Regions from separate parts of the Homo sapiens genome. Here region 2 is linked to region 1. A link is an interaction called in ENCODE POLR2A ChIA-PET data of the cell type or tissue named here. Cell type or tissue: A673. All regions are shown on one strand.

What was found. ChIA-PET counts read pairs that join two places held together with the same protein. Peaks named below come from ENCODE experiments on the same cell type or tissue, not always from the same donor. Only the 100,000 strongest peaks of a DNase experiment are listed, where the experiment ranks them.
Region 2: POLR2A ChIA-PET joins it to region 1 with 8 read pairs; 2 of 35 experiments call an interaction of 5 or more read pairs at or near these places.

The regions. Positions count from the first base shown.
Region 1 is chr7:138,839,964-138,842,463 of GRCh38, forward strand. KIAA1549 reads right to left here. Exons shown (of 20, transcript NM_001164665.2): 19 at 170-315. Among named protein-coding and RNA genes, the nearest start is that of ATP6V0A4, 43 kb to the left of the region's middle. In A673, no CTCF peak of the experiment used is centred here; no DNase peak of the experiment used is centred here.
Region 2 is chr7:139,053,147-139,055,646 of GRCh38, forward strand. It overlaps ZC3HAV1 (zinc finger CCCH-type containing, antiviral 1), which reads right to left. Exons shown (of 13, transcript NM_020119.4): 10 at 2,059-2,149; 11 at 819-949; 12 at 305-435. Among named protein-coding and RNA genes, the nearest start is that of MIR10399, 10 kb to the left of the region's middle. In A673, no CTCF peak of the experiment used is centred here; DNase peaks (open chromatin) are centred at 815 and 1,115; H3K4me3 peaks cover 409 bases; H3K27ac peaks cover 1,190 bases.

The DNA of each region.
Region 1 (2,500 bases):
GTATTTTTAGTAGAGACGGGATTTCACTACATTGGCCAGGCTGGTCTCAAACTCCTGACTTCGTGATCCGCCCGCCTCGGCCTCCCAAAGTGCTGGGATTACAGGTGTGAGCCACCGCACCTGGCCTATGTCTAAATTTTAAATGATGACCCAAACAGGAGATACTCACGGCCTCTCTTCGCCCCGCTTCGTCCTCCCCGTACGAAGGCCAGCCTGGCCCCCCATACTGGCTGCCTCTGCTTGGCGGGATTTCCACTGGCTGAGCTCCAATTCTGCTGGCAATCCCCACCTGTGTCAGGTGCTGGATCTGGGAGCCTGGAAGGAACATGGTGGAGTGGCCTGGTCAACATTTATAGGAGAGTATGGCTGCTGAGGATGGCTGCCGAGGAAGACACTGTCAACTCTGACCACTACACTCCTTAATGACAAGGGATCAGGACTTGGTACCAGTTCTATCTCCAGAAATCTCACCTCAACTGCCATACTGTCAGCATTTCCTGAGGGTCCCATAGGTAAGGAAATGCACCACGAAGCGGTAGGAAAATGTACCACGAAGCACCGTGGACCAAGCAATAAAAATAAACAAATAAAAGAAGAAAATCCCATTGCAAAAAAAGTCTGAAACAGAATTCTTGACCCCGTGACATTCATCCCTAAGCCTAAGTCTGTCCCCCATTTCGCCCTCCCCATTTCCACCCAGGGCTGTGCAGCCCTACTTGCTCAGATCTAAAAACCTACACCCTATGCGCCACTCCTCTTTCCTGCGCACTTCTACCAGCCCATCAGAAAGCCCACGGGCTCCTCTCCTGAAACACTGTGTGAGGGTGACCCCTCCTCCCTGTGAGCACCACAACAGCCCCAGTGGAACCACAATCCCACCCCTGATGCAACTGTTTTGGAAACACCCTGTCAGAAGACACTGTCAGCTCTGATCACTGCACTCCTTAAGGACAAGGGATCATGACTTGGTACCAGTTCTATCTCCAGAAATGGCATTTCCTAAGAGCAACAGACCATAAGCTTCTTGGTTCCTGGACTCTGATTTTCTTTTAATTCAGAGGCTGACAGTGATGCCCTTATTTTCGTGGCTAGACATTAGGACTGGGGATAAACGGTACCACAGAAGGTACTTCCATTCATCTCTGTGGCAGTTACCAACAAGGAGCAGCTCATTTATTAAGAAAGGGGTGACAGGTTTGGGAGCCACCATGAAGCTGAAGCCTGGCTCTTTCTTGCTTGTGGCTTCGAGATTCACAAGGAGCTGGTTATACAATATGCTTATTTTTTTCCCCTTAAAAGGCAGAATACGTATCTATTTAAATTCAGCATATTGAAGTATATTTTCATTATAACCCATATTGTGTCTGTAATGTAGCCACAAGACAATTAAAACCACTCCCCCAGCCTCACTGGTGCGGTGAGCTGATGGCAGAGCCAGAGGACTCTCTAGAGCTAATTACCCCCCTATACCCAGACATCTGCAGCCTCCTGTGGCTATGGAAGCCAGGTAATACACAATGTTTTTCTCCCTCACCAACTTCTGTCGTATGGAAATATACCTATATTGCAAATTAAGGGCGAACAAAGTGATCCTTAAGCACTGTGAAATAGAATACTTATTTCTAAATTTGGAAATTTCATCAAATTCACCAGTGATGCTCAGACTGGAACCACAAAGGCTCCAAGCGTCCATATCTAAAGGAGGCACCTCCTCCGTCTTTAAGTCTATTCCTACTCTAGTTGTCTAATTAATAACCTCCATTCTCTCAATTCTTTATTTTAAGAGATGGGGTCTCACTATGTTGGCCAGGCTGGTCTTGAACTCTTCCTAGCCTCAACTGATCCTCCCACTTTGGCCTCCCAACATGATGGGATTATAGCTGTGAGCTATCGTACCTGACCGACAACCTCAATTAATCAACCACATTTAAAAAAAAAAAAAAAGAACTCCTCGATGGTTTTATTCGGATATTTAATGATAACTAAAAGTCAGGAAAAGCTGTCCTGGCTCTGGGCAGAGCAATGCACTCTACTGGAGCACCAGGTCAGTTACTGAAAAATCCTAACAGTATTAAAATGATCAGGACTACCAGCACTCCTTGCCCAACAGACGTTGTTTGAGCAAATCTTGCAAAATGCTGCAAGAGCAGCGCGGTGTTCCCTGTTTCCAAAGGCTCAACCAACTGCACAGGGAGAAAAGCACACCTTCTGTGTAAAGCCACTCCAGTAGCTGAAATCATCATTCGGTAGGATTTTGTATCCTGTGTTGTTCACTTAACTATACAGCACAGGCTTCCCCCATGAGTCAGCATTGAGCCCAGCAAGCCGGGGTTTGCATTCCAGCTCAGCCATCGACAAGCCATGTGACCCTGAGCAACGGGCTATGGCTACCGCTGAGCCTTGATTCCTCACTTCTCCAGCAGGAATAAAAAATCTACCTCAGCTGGGTGCAGCGGCTCACGCCTGTAATCCCAGTACTTTGGGAGGCTGAGGCGGGCGG
Region 2 (2,500 bases), 210 kb after region 1:
GTGAGTAGTAATGGTAGACAACAAGACCAACAGATGGAGTAGTTTACAAGCACGTATGAAGACTTTGGTCACTCCCAGAAAGAAAACAGAAGACAGGGACTAAGGTCCAGCAATCAAGCTCCAAGTCAACTGATTCACTCTCATTTGGGCATTTGATATTACCGTGAGCTTACTGTCTCTCCAGGACCACTAGAGCCTGGACACTCTGGTTAATACAAAATAATTACATATACCTCCTAATAGAAGCACATATAAAGCCCGAGTTATGACTCTACTAGTTACGCTTCTCTATCCCGGCACTAACCTTTTCCGTATTTGTTTTCATGAGTTTCATGTAGGAAACTGTCAAAATTATTCGAACAGATAGATTCCACATAGGCACGGCTTGTCGCATAAAATAGGAGTTTTCCTTCTTCCTTCATCTGCGATTTCTTCCTAATATAAGAGATGTGAGACTTAACACGGAGACATCCCCTTCCCACTCCAGTTGATAACATTAATCCCAGCTAAAGTCTAATCATCTAAAAATTTCACTCCATCAGCTTTCACAACGGAGCTACTAACTTTAAGGCAGCAGCTGTACAATAATAAATTTATGAAAACTTTTAAAAGATAGACACATGAAATCATTGAATTGTAAAGCAGTAAGGCTGAGAGAGAGAAGCCAGAGTTGATAGAATGAAAAAAAAAAAAAAAGACTAGCGCCTAAAGGAACTGTTAACTACTAAAATAAATCAGTGAATATAAATCTCAAAGGACGGATATTAACTAATCCTTTCCGGTTTTATGTAAAGAAACACGATAACGTGGCCACCAACCATGTAAATTTATCCAGGAGCTCTGAGTTCTCGATCTTCTTTATCTTTTCAATCTTGAAATTTTTCATGGAAGCTTTAAAATGCTCACTTACTCTGACATATTCTGGATGTAGGTGATGGATCTCTGACAACTAATAAAGTTTAAAAATAGATAAATGTGAAATAGGAAACATTTAAAGCATGATACATCCACATATGTGCCCCCTTATGCCATGAAGTATTGTTACCAGGGTTCTTTCTAACAGCAGATAGGATGAGCTGGCTTAGGGTTCCCACATCTGCCAACTCATTCCCGTAATTAATCAGAGAGGCAGCGGGCCTGTCTGTCCAGGCCAACTGAAAGCTAGCAAAGCACTGTGCCTAAGGGAAAAGGGAAGTCCCCTGCAGTCTGAGTTAGTCCAGTAACCTCTTCCCAATGCAAGGGAAGAGGAATTGAGGTGCCATGCAGTCCAAGCAGACCAGCCTGCACAAAAGCTGAAGCCAGCATGGGGAGGCTAAGCAATCTAGGAATAGTTGTGATCCAACTAGGTTAAGTGACACAGTGAGGCACAGTTTGTTTGACTCCCATAGAAACTTGTTAATTGTAACTAACGGACAAGTCACTTTTACTCTGTGAGTTCTAGTTTTCTTGTCCATAAAATAGAGATGTTAATATCCATTTCACATGGCTGTTGCGAGGATCTGCCCAAATGAGACTGTGTGTGGCTGAACTCTGGAAACAATGAGGTGCCTTGTAGCAGTTAGGTGATCTCTGGGAAAGAGAACCATTAGATGACTGCCTTTCTACCTTGATCTAAGAGTGTTTGTTGTTGTTGTTTGTTTTTTGGAGACAGAGTCTCACTCTGTCGCCCAGGCTGCAGTGCAGTGGGCAGGAGTGCAGTGGCGCGATCTCGGCTCGCTGCAACCTCCGCCTCCCGGGTACAGGCAATTCTCCTGTCTCAGCATCCCAAGTAGCTGGGACTACAGGCTCATGCCGCCATGCCCGGCTAATTTTTTTGTATTTTCGGTAGAGACAGGGTTTCACCGTGTTGTCCAGGCTGGTTTCGAACTCCTGAGCTCAGGCAATCCACTCGCCTCGGCCTCCCAAAATGCTAGGATTACAGGGCTGAGCCACTGCACCCAGCCGATCTAAGAGTTTTGCGGGAGCAATTCATTCATCCAGACAAACACATACACTTGTAGCAAAGTACTTTTTCTAACTTTTAACAGACTCATCCACCAAACATGTAAAACCAAGTACCTTATATTTCTTTGAGGATAGGAAGCAAAAGTCCTCCTGAGGACGAAAGGTCGCAGTTAAAGACACTGACGAGGTCTTTGCTGGCTGATGGCTACAAATAAAGAGAAAGAATTCACTTAACTCTCTGCTCCACAGGCCCAAGTGATGTTTTCTCTTAACTTCCAGCCACTAGGCCAAGGATGCCTAGAGAAATACACAATATTTATTTCTGTATTTTTCTCTGGACTACATCCTCACATATTCCTGGTATAGATGTACCAGTAATCATGTCTTTTAAAAATGCTGCAACTATTCATAATCGGTCAATTAAATGCCATTTTCCTATTGACTTAAAATGTAAAAGTATTGACTCTTTTTTATATTTCTGCTCAACTTTCAAAGGTCCTAATGTGTTAGCATTAAGCAAATGTGTCTTACAGCTTCTTGGTCAAAGGATAAACGA